Linked DNA regions of Homo sapiens: region 2 is linked to region 1. Evidence: chromatin loops called from intact Hi-C (ENCODE). Cell type or tissue: ascending aorta. All regions are shown on one strand. Each heading gives the region's core, and the rest is flanking DNA. Links, peaks and the distances in the headings are about the cores only.

What was found. Peaks named below come from ENCODE experiments on the same cell type or tissue, not always from the same donor. Only the 100,000 strongest peaks of a DNase experiment are listed, where the experiment ranks them.
Region 2: it touches region 1 in a loop (2.6-fold over the local background); 7 of 110 quality-filtered maps call a loop at or near these places.

The regions. Positions count from the first base shown.
Region 1 is chr10:122,138,602-122,146,915 of GRCh38, forward strand. TACC2 (transforming acidic coiled-coil containing protein 2) reads left to right here. Exons shown (of 23, transcript NM_206862.4): 7 at 4,971-5,105. It overlaps LOC124902518 (a long non-coding RNA gene), which reads right to left. Exons shown (of 2, transcript XR_007062323.1): 2 at 7,703-8,314. Among named protein-coding and RNA genes, the nearest start is that of BTBD16, 130 kb to the right of the region's middle. RefSeq lists enhancers at 2,553-2,847, 2,573-2,867. In ascending aorta, for the core only: a CTCF peak has its summit at 4,365 (motif pointing right); DNase peaks (open chromatin) are centred at 3,650, 4,203 and 4,422; H3K4me3 peaks cover 488 bases; H3K27ac peaks cover 2,067 bases.
Region 2 is chr10:122,283,263-122,290,997 of GRCh38, forward strand. It overlaps BTBD16 (BTB domain containing 16), which reads left to right. Exons shown (of 16, transcript NM_144587.5): 4 at 589-662; 5 at 2,843-2,986; 6 at 6,647-6,736. Among named protein-coding and RNA genes, the nearest start is that of BTBD16, 16 kb to the left of the region's middle. In ascending aorta, for the core only: no CTCF peak of the experiment used is centred there; a DNase peak (open chromatin) is centred at 3,779; H3K27ac peaks cover 2,500 bases.

The sequences.
Region 1 (8,314 bases), core at 2,997-5,496:
AACAGAATTCCTTTGTACCTTTAGAAGGTACTTTGACATTCATGAATCAGATTTGTGAAGCCAGCACCCAGCGTGCTGAGTGAATTGGGGTGCACCTTTACATTTCTTCAGAGCCTTTGAGTTTCCATTGTCTGTCTGGCTGCTGTTGGGGTTGAACCACATGAACTGCCACATTGGCAAGTGTCAGATATTGAGAATTTCATACGGTTCACACTCACACAAGATTCTGTTCTTGTTTTGGTTTTTCATGCTTCTTGAGCTGCTTTATCTGTATAGGCAGATTTTGACTTTCTGAATAAATAATCTTGGATATCCAAGATCAGTCTCCTTTTATCCCTTGTGTCTCCACCCCTGTAGCCTCTGTAAACCAGGACTCATCCCCAGAGAGCTCAGGACATAAGGAAATCTTGCCCCTGGGCCCGCAGAGCTGCTGGTGATGACCAGGCGTGGGGATTCATAACTTGGACGATCCAAGCCAGACCAAAGCCTCGCCTATGGTTTTGGGATGGTGTTTATCACTTTTCCCTTGGTGAATATTTTCCTTCCTGCTTAAGTTTTGCTTGTGCCAAATTTGAAAATAACATCCCTCCTCTGAGCACGGGCTCTCTCTGTGAAGGTAAAGTGGATAGACGTGTGCCAGGGAAGAGCTGACCAGCCAGTTCAGGGTTAACTGCGCAGGAGCCCAGCGCCCGCTGGAAATCTGCAGATCAGCTTGTTTGGGGCTGCTCACGCTCTCACGTGAACTGGCTGGTGCTCGAATGCTGGTGGATCTCACCAACGACCAGAAATATCTGGATGTGCCTGCCTCGGAGCTTCCAGCCAATTCACAAGCACCTCTCAGCACCTTCTGATTTTGGCTTTGGGGCTTTTCAGTGGCTGCCTCTGAGAGACGCCTGTTCTATCTCCCATTGCTGAGTCTCATTTTATCAAGTCCCAGGCCTCCGTGGGACTGGCTGTCCAGCATTTGTATCAACCAAGCCTGGCTCTCCAAACCCACAATTTCACAGCACTTTCCTTTCTGCACTTTGCATCTCACCTTCAGCATGACCTGAGTCTTCGGCCTTAACGCTTGCCCTATTATGTGATCATGTGCACTTGGGAATTTCGGAAGAAAAAAATCAAGAGGCCTGGGAGGAAGGGCTGTTAGTGCTAAATGCCTTCCAGATGGTGATGTGAAATGGGAGATAAGATGCTGTCACCCATCTGGCCAACAGGACTGATGTGTTTGGCCTGCACCTTGGGGGCTGTTATCACCCTCCCGTGACAGCCTGGGCCACTCTGGTGTTTGTCCTTGCACAAGGGCTTAATTTGGCAGCTCCAGCCAATCTCTGAAATGAAATTTGCTATCAGTTCAGTGAGGGATCTGCCTAGCGGGACTCAAAAGCCCTGACCAGGGAATCAAAGGACAACAGCTGCTGACGGTGTCTCACTGCGGCCGGATCTGCAGGGCTGTCGGGCTGAATGTGAGCCCTGGAGCTGTGTGTGTGGCTGGAGACTGCAGCCGAATGGGCAGTGGGACCAGTTGTTGTTTGTGAGGACCTTAGCAAGGTGCTAACTCAGGGACAGCAAACTCTTCAGATCCATCGTCTCTGATCCATTGGTAATGGTTCTCTAGGGATCTGTGTTGCGATGGATTCTGAGGTCTTGTCTAGCTGGGCTTAGCAGGAAAGAACGCCTTGATCAATAAGTCATGGCTGTCTGCTGAAAGCGTGGTGGTTTATATGCTGTCAGCTCTGTCCTAAACAAAAAGAAATAGCAGGTTGAACTTAAATCAACATATCCTTCCTCTTCCAAAAATATAAACACTCTACATGAATTTGAATTCAGCTTCTTCGTTATTCCAATAAGGTTTGGAAAACACTGATTAACTCCTTAAATGGAAAAAGGCATCCCAGATGTTTAGCCCCAGGCTAGCTTTCCGCCAGAGGAAGACAGCAAGATAACTCTAGCAGGTGGAATGAGACTACAGAATGTGCGGACCCCATATCAGTGCCCTGCTCTCTCTGGGCTGGGTTTGGCAGCTGTCTGGAAGGTTCTGCAAAGGCCTGGGATTGGTCCTGGGCATTTGTTCAGGGCCCGACTTCCTGAGAACAATGTCTTTAAGAGGAGTCACTGCTGGTCACGGGAGGCTTGAACGCAGATGGGAGCTGACTGGGGTTGTTGGTGAGGAGCTGGCTGCCGGCTGCCCCTACCTGCTTACTCGCTTTGCTTGAGCAACATTGCCCTCTGGCAGCTCAGGGGGAGTTCAAGGGACCTTGACTAGGCTCCTGGAGGACCAGCTTCCGAATGCCGTGGAAAGTCAGGGAGGGCTTTACTCAGTGGAAGGACCTGATCAGAACTTGAGTTGGGTCATTCTGGTGGCTGTGGGGCCTTGGATCTGAGGGGACAAAACGGAAAGCAGGCACAGCAGGATAGCCCAGGAGTCCTGCTCAGAGAGGGCAGATTCCAGAAGGAGAAGGAGGTGACTCAGCAGGAAGGGGTGATGAGGGGCATGGGAATGAGAGAACTGGAAGTCAGTGCCAGGGCCTGGCGGGCTGATGGTGCCACTACCTTGCTGGGAAAATTGGGGGAGGAGGAGGAGGGTCAGGAGGGAAGAGGAGAAGTTCTGTTGGGCCCAGGAGGTGTCTGTGGGGGCCCATGTGTTAGCGCTTGGGCTTGGATGGTGAGTCACTGAGTGTTTCCTCGTGGGAGCCTGACCTCCTCGGCCCCTGGGTATGAGCCAACAGGCGGTGGAAGGAGGGGGGCGCCTTTCTTAAATGAGCTGTTGAGTCACACTTGTTTGATGCCTTTGGCTAACGGGACCCAGCCAGCGCAGGAAGGGTGTGGCCATGGCAGTTGGGACCAACAGAAGGAAGGGAGGAGGGAGCAGCCAGGTGGCCCCTCAGGAACAGGAGCAGCTGTGGGTGTTAAGGGCAGGCGGGGGAGCTTGGTGAGTGAGCCTTGGTTGTGCTGCCCCAGGGTGTTCTCAGAGATGGGGCAGGTGTAGCCTTGGGCATCTGCATCAGATCCCAGGGCTGTCAGCTGTCACAGAGCTGGCTTTGTTGTGATTAGCAGCGGGCCACAGATCTAAGGTAGCATCTCCCCCCCACCCGCCACTGTTTTCTAAGACAGAGATCCTTCCTTGCAGTTTGATAAACAGTACCCTTAAATCACAGAACCACAAACAATACCACCTTTCCACAATTTGCATTAAACTAAGTAAAATCTTGGTGGGATGTGTGTGGTGGAGGGGGGAGCACAGCAGTGTAATTTCTTGAGAAAGCGAAGTTAGACTAGTAGTTTGCGTTTGTAAGTGGTCCATTTGCCGATTATGAGTACATGTCAGCCTCCAAAGTGCAAAATAGCTCTCTTAAGGAGCTTAAATGCCTCTGGTAGTTTGCATTATTCATTTTGAGTCATTCTTTTACAAAATGATTAATTTTAGCCACTGCCCAAATTGTTGCAAATAATAGTTTGACAAAGGAGGCCAGTCACTCCATCTGTGAATCCACTTTGCTGTTTTGCTGGGTTTCCTCCAAGCACTTGTAATTTTTGTTCCCCCGTGGATTGGTCTGCTCTGGGCTTTCCTAGGTCGTTATTTCTTGGGCTCTGTTTTCCTCTGTGGAGCCCCGAGGGAGCAGGCAGCATGGGTTCCAGCCCTGGCTCTGCTCCCACACTTGGTTGCAGCCAGTTGGACACTTGGCGGTATCCCCTCTGCCTGCTGTGGGCGGCCTGGCCCAGGGTTGCGATCCTGCGGTGGATGTGGCAGATGTGGCCCCTGTCCTCGTGGAGCTCTGAGGCCAGGACGGTGAGGGGCTGGGAAGTGCCTGCTGGACCTGCAGAATCTGCTAAGCTGTGACCAGACTTATGGGCAAGACTGAGTCCTCTGTCCAGTGTACAGTGTGGGTGCCTATGGCAGCTGCCCTTCAGACCAGGGTGCTAGCCTGTCAGGTGGACCTCGAAGAGATGGAGTGAGCAGACATAGCAGCCCAGAGGCCCACGCACCCTGGACTCCTGCAATCTGGGAGCTCCCTGGAGGTGTTTACCCGCAGAGGGAAGCAGTGATCCCTCACTGCAAGGGCTGTGACGCCACAAACCCCAGCTACCACCTCAGGCTGGGTTTCAGGCCGTCTGTGCTGAGTCTTGTATTCCAGCCTGGCTACCCCAAGACACCTTCAGCCTGGCCAGTCCCACTGTGGACCAGAGCAGGGATGGCTGGAGAGGCTGGGAGGGTACCACCCTGAAAGCTGTTCCCAGGCTTTAGTCTGTGGAGGCCGTTGCTAGCCTTGCTTTTTGCCAGTGGGGAAAATCAGAACCTCTTCTGCACTGCAAGCCTGTGCCTTTTGGCTTTTGTGGGGAGTGGTCTCCAGTGCTACCCCCGGAGGCCCCGCACGCTGTGGTTCCCTGGCTGTCCAGCAGGGGGCACTCGTTCCCTACTCGAGGGCCACACTCCGTCTCTGAAACTCATTCCTCCCCCAGGACACGGGTGGCCCAACTGGTCCCGGGGCAGGTTCCCGAATTTCCCATCATCCTTTTCCCCTGGATTTTTCTCAGCCTTGGGATTTGCGGGCAAAGCCTGGGGAATTTGTAAAGTTGTATTTTAGTTCTCACCTTGTAGAGTTTCATTGCCTATCACAAACGAATAGAAATCATCATAAAAAAAATCCTCTCCTCTAAACAAAAATCAAACGAGAAAACTCACATAGCGTGTCCTGGACACCTGAGCTGCCTCTGTTAAAGAAACCCGGTTCTACAGAAGCTTAAGGAGGGAGGAGCTTAAGGGCCTGGCCTGGGAGCCACTTCGTTGCAGCCACAGGCCCTGCTGTGCAGAAGTGGAGGCCTGGATGGGGAAGCCGGGGAGCCAAGTGCTGGGGTTTAAAGAGTCCATTCCATGTGTGGGCGGGTGGGTTGGGTGGGGTGAATGGGGCCTGATGAATGTGCCATTAATGAGCCCAGCACCATGTGGAATAATTCCCTCATTGTGTCCCCAGCATCTCCCCAGCTGCTGCCCATGCGGGTCTTCCTCCCTCGGCTGCAGAACACATAGTTTCGCCATCTGCCCCAGCTGGTGACAGAGTAGAAGCTTCCACTCCCTCCTGCCCAGATCCGGCCAAGGACCTCAGCAGGTATTGCGCAAGTCCCCCTCCACAGCACCTGCCCCCGGAGAGCAGGGGCCTGGTGGTCTCTGCCCCCTAGGTCTTGGGGTGAGCCGCATTTAGGATGGTAACAAGGTGGTGACCATTTGGCCCCGTGAGACCATGTCTCTGACCCTTTGGGCCATAGCCGATCTCAGGTTTACCCTTGCCCACCTGCTCCTCATGTCACAGTGGGAAGCATGGTGTGGGCGAGTGCGTTAGGGTTCTGCACAGAAACAGAGCCAATAGGATGGATAGATGGATGGATGATCTATATGTGTATGTATTTATATGTATATATATATGCAGAGAGAGGGATTTATTTTAAGGGATTGGCTCATGTGATTGTGGGGGCTAGCAAGTCTGAAATAATGCAGGGCAGGCTGGAGAGTAGGGAAGAGTTGTTGTAGCAGAGCCCCAAGGCCATCTGCTGGCAGAATTCCCTTTTCCTTGGGGAAGGTCAATCCTTTTCCTTTAAGGCCTTCAACTGATGGGATGAGGTCCACCCACATTATAGGAGGTAATCAGCTTTACTCAAAATCTACTGATTTCAATATTAATCTCATGTAAAAAATATCTCCACAGTGAAATTGAGACAGGTTGGATCAAATATCTGGGTTCAATGGGCCAGCCAAGTTGACACATAAAGTTAATGATTAGAGCAAGTATTTGGAACTCCTGTTTCCATGCAAGCAGTTGGTTTTGATTATAAATCATTAAAGCCTCCTAAAGAGCATTCTTGGACAGTATTTTGTAGAGAGCCAAATGCATCTGGGTGTGCTGAGAACGGCAGGCCTCGGTCCTCAGGGAGCTCCTGCTGGCTGGGAAGCACACAGTGCTGAAAGCTAAGCCATGGTAGAGGGCAAGAATATAAGGGGTGCCCAAAGCGTAGACAACCAGCTGCCAAACCAGAGTGTCGGGAAGTAGTAGAGAAATCAGAGGAAGGGAACATCACCACATGCAGATGATATTCTAGAATACCGGGTAACAGTAGGGTGGGCCCAGAGCTGGACCAGAGTCTGCCTTATCTGGATGATGCCACCTAGACCATTAAACTCTTCTCTGTCCTGTATCTCCTGGCATCTACCTGCAGCTCTGTTGGTCCTGAGTCCCAGAGGGACTTTCCATCCTTCAGATTGTTGTTGGCAGAGCAGGAACATTTGTTCCACCCCTCTTGGATCCACCGCAGTGCCTGGTCTGCCATAATTCTTGGCCCAAGGACAAGGAAATGTATGGGAGGTCTGCTTTTCTGCTGGTGAGATAGCACAAGCAGAGGTTGGGGAGCAGGAACATCCCCAGCTGTTTGGGGAAACACCCTTGGTTTGCCTTGGACATAGTAGGTGCACAACCAAAATGTGTTGGAGAAAGAAATACAATTACTCTTCTCAAATATTCTGCCCTTCAGTTTCTTATAAAGGTAAACATAAATCCACAATATGACCCAGCAATCCCATTTTTAGATATTTACCTATGAACGATGAAAATATATGTCTACCTAAAAACTTGTATGCATGTATTCTTCATAATTGCCCCAAATTTGAAACAACCCAGATATCTATCCACTGGTGAAAGGATCAACAAATTGTGGTATATCTATGCCAAGGAATATTACTCACCCATAAAAAGGAACAAGCTATTGATTCATGCAACTAAATTGATGAATCGCAAATGCATTAGGCTAAGTGAGAAAGACTGGACTCAAAAGACTACATTCTACATGATTCAGTCTAGATGAGATTCTGGGAAAGGCAAAACAATAAGGAATGGAAAACAGATCAGTGGGCACTGGGGGCTGGGATTTGTATTGACTACAAATGAGCATGAAGAGATCTTTGTGGGGGGTGATGGAAATGTTCTGTAAAATTTGTGGAACTATATACTTAAAAAGAGTGAATTTTACTATTTTTTGGTATGTAAGTTATACCTCATTTTTTTTAAAAGAACTTATCCAAGGGCTAGAGTAGATTTTTGATGAAATCTAAAATAAAAATTTCAACCTTCAGACCTTTTGCTGATGCAGTGTTAGGGTCAGAGAGCATCTCTGGTGCCTCCTGGCACCAGCAGACACAAGTGGTACCCATTTGCTCTATGTCTTTCTTTCCTGAGGTCAGATGGGCTCACGGCTCTCAACCTGTCATAGAAGGCACACTGGGTGATCTCACCTTTAGCCCTGGAGCCCACTCTGTGTGGGTTGCTTCTGAATCTCATTCATTTACACATCTGAGCCATTCAGCAACATGAACTTGGGATTACTCTGGGCCAATCACTGTGCTAGGGACAGGACACAGAGGTCTGGAAGACAGGCACCGTCCTGCCCTCAAGGAGCATCCAGTGCTGGCAGATAGACATGGAGCAATGAGTTACTAGGGGAGAAGTGCAGCACCCTGGATGGATGCGACCCACAACCTCACTTAGTCTGGGTAGCTGAGGATGGCTTCCCAGGGAATCGACTGAGAGCTTAGGCTGAGTGGGTTTATGTGTGGGCTGGGCCGGAGGTTGCTGAAGATACAGAAGAGAATAGATATTGTTGGGGAGAAACAGCATGTGCATGGACCCTGAGGTCCATCTCAAAAAAAAAAAGTTATCAATATATTGATACATCTTTATTATAATAACTAAAGTCTATAGTTGCTGTGGTTTGAGTATTTGTTGCCTCCAAAATTCATGCTGAAACTTAACCCCCAATCTGGCAGTATTGAGAGGTGAGGCCTTTAAGAGGTGATTGGGTTATGTGGCTCTGCACTCATGAATGGGTTAATCCATTCATGAATTAATGGATTGCTGGGATATCATGGGAGTGGGACTGGTGGCTTTATAAGAAGAGGAAGAAAGACCCGAGCTAGCTTACTCAGCCCCCTCGTTATAGGATACCCTGAACCACCTCTGTACTCTGCAGAGTCCCCACCAGCAAGAAGGCCCTCACCAGATGCTGCCCCTTGACCTTTGACTTCTCAGACTCCATAACTGTAAGAAAACAACTACTTTTCTTTATAAGTTATCTAGTTTCAGGTATTCTGCTATAAGCAACAGAAAATGAACTAATACAATAGTTGATTCACGTTTTCTTAGTTTTTCCCTAATGTCCTTTTTCTGTTCCAGGATCCCATCCAGGAAACCACATTTCCATTTTGTTTCTGTAGGTGCCTCTTGGCTGTGGCTGTTTCTTCTTAGACTTGTCTTGTTTCTGATGACCTTGACAG
Region 2 (7,735 bases), core at 2,368-4,867, 140 kb after region 1:
AAAGAGAGATGGACAAATTCGAAAGATCTAGGCAAGTGATGAGATGTAACAACACTCAGCATGCTGGCTTGGGCAACTGCAGGCTGGTGGTGCCATTTCCTGAAATGAGAATCCGAGTGAGCAGGGTAGGATTTGGGGTAGATGCTAGGTTTAGTTTTTGGACACACTGAGAATGGGACCTGTATGACCTCTAAAGAAAAATGTTGGTGAGTTCACATCCCAGAAATGAGCAGAACCCTCTATTCTTTTCTCCCAGCAGATATTTACTGAGTGTCTACTATATGCTAGATAATGTTTTAGACACTGAATAAGGTGTCATTCAGGCAGCCAATTATGGCCTGAAATATCTCCTCGGTAAGGCCTACCCACAAACTGAACACAGCAATCACATTATGAGCCAGCTATCAGAAAGCCTACAGTTTTTCAGATCGGCAAATGGTGACCTGAGGAAACTCTTCCAAAGGGCGAGATATGATTAGCTTGATCAATGGGTGCTTTAAGGACATTTATGCTAGAATAATGCATGTTGTAGTTGGAGAAAAATGTCAGTATTAACTCCTGGATTTTATATTTGCATTTTCCCTTGAGGTTATGCATTTCACAAATCCAGAAGTTTTTCTTTGAGAATTTCAAGAACAAGGACATCCAAAGTGGGGAAGCAGGTGAGTTTGTGTTATCCATGGATTAAGCCAGAATGTTGCTGATTTCAGGGGCATCTTGTGGTCTTTATGGAAGGAGACCAGTCCATAAACCAGGGCGCTAGTGTATAAGTTGCAATTCTCATCCACTTCCCAGCGTCTAAGAAATAATAGGTGCCCGGTAAATATTTGTCAAATGTGCAGTGAGTGAAGTCAAGCTTGGTAAACACATTTTCATATGCTCCTCGCCATGATAAAGACAAATGTGTTGATGTCAATAAATAGCCCACACCTGTAATCCCAGCAGGAAGGCCCAGGCGAGTGAATCACTTGAGGTCAGGAGTTCAAGACCAGCCTCGCCAACATGGTGAAACCCCGTCTCTACTAAAAATACAAAAACTAGCTAGTTGTAGTGGCATGCACATGTAATCCCAGCTACTCAGGAGGCTGACGCAGGAGAATCACTTGAACCCAGGAGGAGGAGGTTGCAGTGAGCCAAGACTGCACCACTGCACTCCAGCCTGGGTGACAGAGCAAGACTCCATCTCAAAAAAAAAAAAAGTAGTCTTTGTATTGAAAGACTAAACAGAGTGCAGCAAGCATAAAGCAGCTGTTCTTTGTCTCTTTGGGCTCTAACCAGTCATGACTTGGACGTTCACAGCTGCACTTGTTCAAGAGGACTTTTCTGAGGCAGGATCAAGAATCAGGATAGGTCCTTTTTTGCTAGAAAAAGGTTCATTGAGCCTCATGAGGAGGCAGCTTCTTAAAGTGGATTTTTTTTTTTTTTTTTTTTTTTTGGATAAAGCCTACTGCATGGTGTGACTGCCTGAGATCAGAGCCAGACTCCTTTCCAAAGAAAGGCTAATAAATTCTTTTCTCTCCTTCAACTCTGAACAGGAGAAGTAGTCTGAGACCATCTCCTGGCATGAGAGAAAGAGCTCTGGATTGATTAGTGATGGCTGCCATGCATTGGCCATCCTGAAAGTGGAAATTGACATCCAGTGAGTGAATATGCTGTATCCACAATTCCGCTCCTGCCTATAATCACCCTGATGGGCTGAGACTTTTTCTAACTCAGCATAACCAGACCACCTAAGGCAATGTAATATTTGAGATGCAAACCCCCCGGAACCCCAGCACTAAACAATATCATAACATGGGTGAATAACAATAATAATAGCAGGAAGAAGAATCAGGTACCCAAGGTCACACCGTGAAACTAATGGCAAAATCAAGAAATACGTAGATGGGGCTAGTGACCCTTCAGGTCCTGTCTGGCACTCAGATTGAGGGTTCTAGGCACCTCTCCTCCCCCCAGCTCTGTACTAACAACACAGGAGCTGAGCCATGCAGAGTCCTCTCCCCATGGCCTCTTGAGCCTCACCTGGCCTGGCATCCTTGGTTTCGCCATCTGCCCTCCTCTATCAAAAAGCCTCTTCTTTTAGTGATCACTGATTTTATCCTCAGGTTAGATGCCCCTGAAGAAAGTCTTCTACAGTTTGCAAAGAGCCTTCTTTATATTGTCAAAGAGGGTCATGAGAATCCTACCCTCGTTGGTGGGCCTGCTATTGCCTTTCAGATGGGTCATGCTTTGTATTCATAGCCCAGTAGTTCTCAACAGGGAACTGGGGGGTGATTTGGCTTCATTGCGGACACTTGGCAATGTCTGGAAAGATTTTTGGTTGTCACCGCTGGGGAGGGAGTGCTACTGGCATGTAGTAGGTAGATGCCAGGGCTGCTACTGGGGATCCACAGTGCACGGGACAGCACCCCAACAGGCACGTATCTGGCCCAAAATGTTTACAGTGCCGGGGCTGAGAAACACTGTCATAGGGGAAGCCAGAATGAGGCCCCCCAAGAGTGCCCCAGACAATGTCCTCGTTCCATGAAGCTTTTCCTCATTCCCCACATTGGAGGGCAGCACAAGTGCCTCTGAAGTCCTACAGCTGTTAGCCGACAGCTGTCCTGGACACGTGACATGTCCTGGGTGACCCTGTAAGACTGGTTTGGTGTCCCCCTCAAAGCCACTAAGCCCCCGAGGCCCACACTTCACTGCTTCCTTTCTGAGATGCCTGGGGAGGCTGCTTGCCTGCTTCATGTGCTTAATGATCCACCGAGCAAAGGAGCTGGGGGAGAGGAAGCTGATGCATCTTTGGGTGGGGACGTTACTGATGTGTTTGCTCAGCATCATTTTCTGTCCTCAGATGTGATTCTCGAGTGCCTGGGCTTCAAATGGGAGCTCCATCAGCCCCAGCTTTTTCAGTCTGAGACCTTGGCCAAGCTCTACCTGAAAGCCCTGGCGCAGGGCACCACACACCCCCTGAGGGAGCTGGAGGAGCTTCTGCGAGGTACTTCCTCCCTGGCACCCAGTGCTGGAGCCCCAGTGCCCTCTAGCTTGACGGTCCCAGCTTGGAACATGGTTATCTGTTTTGAGACCACGGTCACTCTAGCAGTCAAGAGTAAGGCTCCACAGTGTTATCTCATCCCATGACAGCCTCAGTTTCCTCAAGTGTAAAATGGGGATAATAGTTCTTAGGATGCGGCTTTGAAGAGTAGAGGAGGTACTAGGTGTGAGGTTCTAGAACAAGGCCTGGCACACAGCAAGCTCTCAGTACATGCCAGTTATTATCTTTGTAATAACCCGAGTCTTGTCTGGCCAGCCCAGACATAGAGACTCTACCTACTTCTTTGAAAAGAAAAAATAGGCTATGTGGAATTTTCTGAAGAGCTTTCTGGAAGGAAGGTGGAATTCTGATATCTGTGGCTTGTTTGGCCCTAAGTATGCTGGTTTGAGGCCCACATGTGTGCATCTATTTTGTTGTTGTCTTTGCTTTTCTTTCCTCTTCTCTTCTCGTCTCTCTTCCACCTTATTCCAGAAAGAATGTAGGCCACTTCTTTCTTTGTCTCCTTTTCCAGTCCTGACCACCCCAGCCTCCTCTCACCTGGTCTCTAAGTCGTCTCCATCTGCACTGCCAGCTGCTGCTTTGGGCTACAGGTTGGCATCCCCTCGGGCTGACTCATAAGCAGGTGCCACGGAAAATTCGAGGCCCCCAAAGCCAGCCAGCATACCAGTCATGACGGACTTTCTATTTCCAAGACATGACAGCAAAGCCCTGTTATTCTAGAGCCAGACAGGCAGCCGGAGCCCCCAGTCACTCCCCCTCCCTGAGCCTGAGCCTGGAGGGAGAGCCCCACTGCCTGCGGGAATCTGACTCAGCCCTTCCCCGCTGTGCAGGCAGTGAGAGCCAGCTGGGCTCCTGCAGAACTGCAACAAGCTTGGTGCTGGCTCATGAGCCTCTGTGCTCTTCTGAAGCCTTTGTCCCAGTGTCTTCAAGGGCCAGACTGGGCTCTTCCATCTCCCCTGTACCCAAGTCAAAACATTCATCAGGCCATCAGTGAAAGGCTCTGGTGAGCCAGACAGTGAGTTCATGGAAAAGCAGGAGAATTTGGAAGTGGAAATGGAGTCATTAACGTTACGGTCTTTAACATGTCTAGAATGGGTCCCTAAAATGAAAACATTTAGCCCTGCTAAGACAGCCACTCTGATCCAAGCCTCCCTGCTAGAGGCTACGCCTGGCTGAGAGACAAGAGGGAAGGTGCAGAGATGAAATCCCAGTGCCCTGGACTGTCACAACTCCAGGGTCTCCTCGCAAGTTCCATGGACCGATCAAGCCATGGGATTCACGTCTTTCAATAGGAACAGTCACAGTCCTTCATGTGCCTTTAAAAGCGAAAATATCTCACAATGGTGGTTTGCATACCTGTCTCACGGTTATCACTTTCATGTTCTCAATATCATCTGTGTTGCTATCCTGGAACTTCTGGCCAGACCCTGGATTGCTGGACTCTGCAGAGATGCACAGGCTCTCCAGCTGCTTGATTTCCTTCCATGGAGACTGGAGGAGCAGCTGTCCTGGAGAGGACGTGTTTATTCTCTAGCGTGGAATCCAAGGAGGAAGTGGCCCACTTACTAAAAACAAACTAACCACCTTGGCTTTGGAGAACTTTGGGGAAGAGTATGAACAAATTATTGATATCTTATCCAATTTTGGGGTTTTACTCAACCTGGAGGGAATACTGAATTCCTATCTTTCACTTACTCTGACATAACTGATTCCCTCCCTCCCTCCCTCTCTTCCTTCTTTTCTTCCTTCCTTCCTATGTGGAATGCTTAGCTTATGCCAGGCATTGTGCTAGGAGCTTACCATCTGAGGGGACAGACAAGCCCAAAATGCTGGGAAAGCATGACAAATATTGTGACACATTGTAATATTAACTGCCACCTCCTGCATGCCTACTGTGTGCCAGGCACTCACATGCATCCTCCCATTTACTCCCTGCCACGGGGTGGATGGCAGGCTGGCGTGAGCAGATGGGAGGCCGTGTAGTCATACTGGAGAAGAATGTGACCCAGAGTGGAACAAGCCTGGTGCTTAGTAGGTTCTCAGTGAGTATTTACTCAGTGAGAGCCAGCACAGAGCCAGGTGACGGATGACAGCGAGGGGAGATGGAGGGGAAAGGATCCTTTGCTCTCTCTTTCTTTATAGTTGCACAGGATGATGGGCTTTTTGGCTCTGGCTCACATCATTTTTCATTATCTGGAACCTTGAGCTCCCTGGTGATGGAATCCATGTGCTGCGTTCATTCAGCTGATATTTACTAGCACCAGTGTGTGTGAGCCTGGGATGGGCCCAGTGGGTGGAGCGGCAAGTGAACCACCTCAGCTGAGCTGCTTGGGGGAAAAGCACAACAGGGACACAGAGTAGTAAATAGAAGGTCGTGGTCAAATTAGTCTCTGAAGAAGAATAAAATCAGTTAGCAGGGGAGTGGGGTGCTACCTTACATTTGGGGTCAGGAAAGCCCTCTCGGGGGGAGGGACATGTGAGAAGACCCCCGATGAGGAAGGGAGGGCGGAAGCCCCACACCATCCCGAGGAGCATGCCGGTGAGGGGCTAGGTGGGGGCATGATGGGCAGAGCGGTGGGCAGGGGTTGCAGGCCATGTGGGAATTGGGGCTGCTAGTGGGGCCTTGGCTTTTGTGCCAAGGGTGTGGGGCACCTCTGGAGACCTGAGAGCAGTGCCACTCTGTAGCTCACATTCGAGGATGACTGAGTGGATGGCATTGGCTAGCAATGAATTGGGCTACCTTTTCCCTTCCTCCTGGAAATCCTTGGTGGCAGGGGTCCCCAGAGTGGAGCTCTCTGGGGCAGAGTGACAATAGCCACCACAGGGACACCTCAGTCCCATGTTCACCCTGCAGCAGGTGGCACTCCCACTGCCTGCCTGCACTGCTCCAGGTGCTCGGGTTACAGAAATGACTGAGGTTCAGTCTGCCCTTAAACTGCTCAAAGCCTAATAAGAGAAAGGATGGGGGAGGTCATAAATATGTAAAATGCAGTGTGAGCATCAGTTTCTCGGTTTTGACCATGCACAGGGCTATGTAGGATCGTTGGGGGAAGTTAGGCGAGGGATACGTGGGAACTCTGCACTCTTTTTGCAACTTCTTATGAGTCTTAAACTATTTCAAAGTAAATAAGTATTTAAAAATGCGTCTATAGGCCGGGCGCGGTGGTTCACATTTGTAATCCCAGCACTTTGGGAGGCTGAGGCTGGCAGATCACCTGAGGTCAGGAGTTCGAGACCAGCCTGGCCAACATGGTGAAACTCCATTTCTACTAAAAATGTAAAACTAGCCAGGCATGGTGGAGCATGCCTATAATCCCAGCTACTTGGGAGGCTGAGGCAGGAGAATAGCTTGAACCCAGAAGGCAGAGGTTGCAGTGAGCCTAGACAGTGCCACTGCATTCTAGCCTGGGCGACAAGAGTGAAACTCCATCTCACACACAAAAATTAATTAATTAATTAATTAATTACATCTATGAAACAAATAAAATATAGTGTGATACATATCTTGATACCTCATGGTCATGCCAGGGTGGTGGGTGCCTCCCACTGTGTCTTCACCACGGTTATCACATCCTGCCATCATCATCTCATTTCCTTTACTAGCTCAATCACCTAAGAAGACCAAAGAAAAATCCCCTGCAAAGAGGATCATCATTTCCTTGAAGATCAATGACCCACTGGTCACTAAAGTCGGTATGTATATACCCGTCTATATTCTGAGAATGCCATTGAACAAATGGTCCTCCCAGATTTAAAAATGCACAAGCAACAACAAAGCAAAACAAACCAACAGTAGACAGTGTTCAGTGCTTTCTTATTAAAAAGGCCCGAACGTGCAAAGAAAGAAGGGGCGAGAAGGCTAGGGTGACTTGGGGAAATGGAAGAAGGTGGAATGCTACTAAAGAGAGGTTCTTGTCATTGAGAAAGGGTGTGAAGGATGCAGAGACCGGGAGAAGACAGCGGCTTCTCAGAGACGGACCAAGCACAAAAGGAATTGCTGCTTTAGGCTCACACCCACCCAGGGAAGCCATCAGGCCCAGCCTTGCTCCCAAATAACACTTTACCGGCCTCTTCCTGCCAAGGACCACCCCTTACCTCCCCCAACTTGGGCTCACTCTCTCCCCATCCCCTCACAGCCACTCATGGGCAGACTTCTTTGCTTGTGCAACATCCGTGATGTCATGTGATGGCACTTGTTTAGGAATCGCTCGGTGAGGAAACTTCAGCACTCGTTGGGCCATTTGTCGCCAGAGGACACTCTGACGGTGAATCAGCTAAGTCCATCTGGCCCCTAGCCAAGGCAGTTCAGCTCCTGAACCATCAAATTATTCTGGCTCTTTCCAAGAGTCTTTAACCTTTTTGGAAGTCCCCAGACTCCAAGGAGAATCTGCTGTAAGATATATGTTGTCTCCAGAAAAAAAAAATACACGACGTGCACACAAAATTCTACACCTATATGGGCAGTCACATTCCTGCGCAGGCCACAGACCCCAGGTTAGGGGAGAACCCAGGATGGTCTCACCCCTGAGAACAGGCTTAAAGGAGGATCCTTTCAGCAGAAGCTCAGCTTTCTTTAGCTTCAGCCTCAACTCCTTTGGGAAGGCTGGTAGCACAGATCGTCAGCTTCTGGGCGGTGCCTGCATCCAGGTGAGAGGTGGCGCATTTTCTCTAAGGGCACCTCTGCCTGCCCAG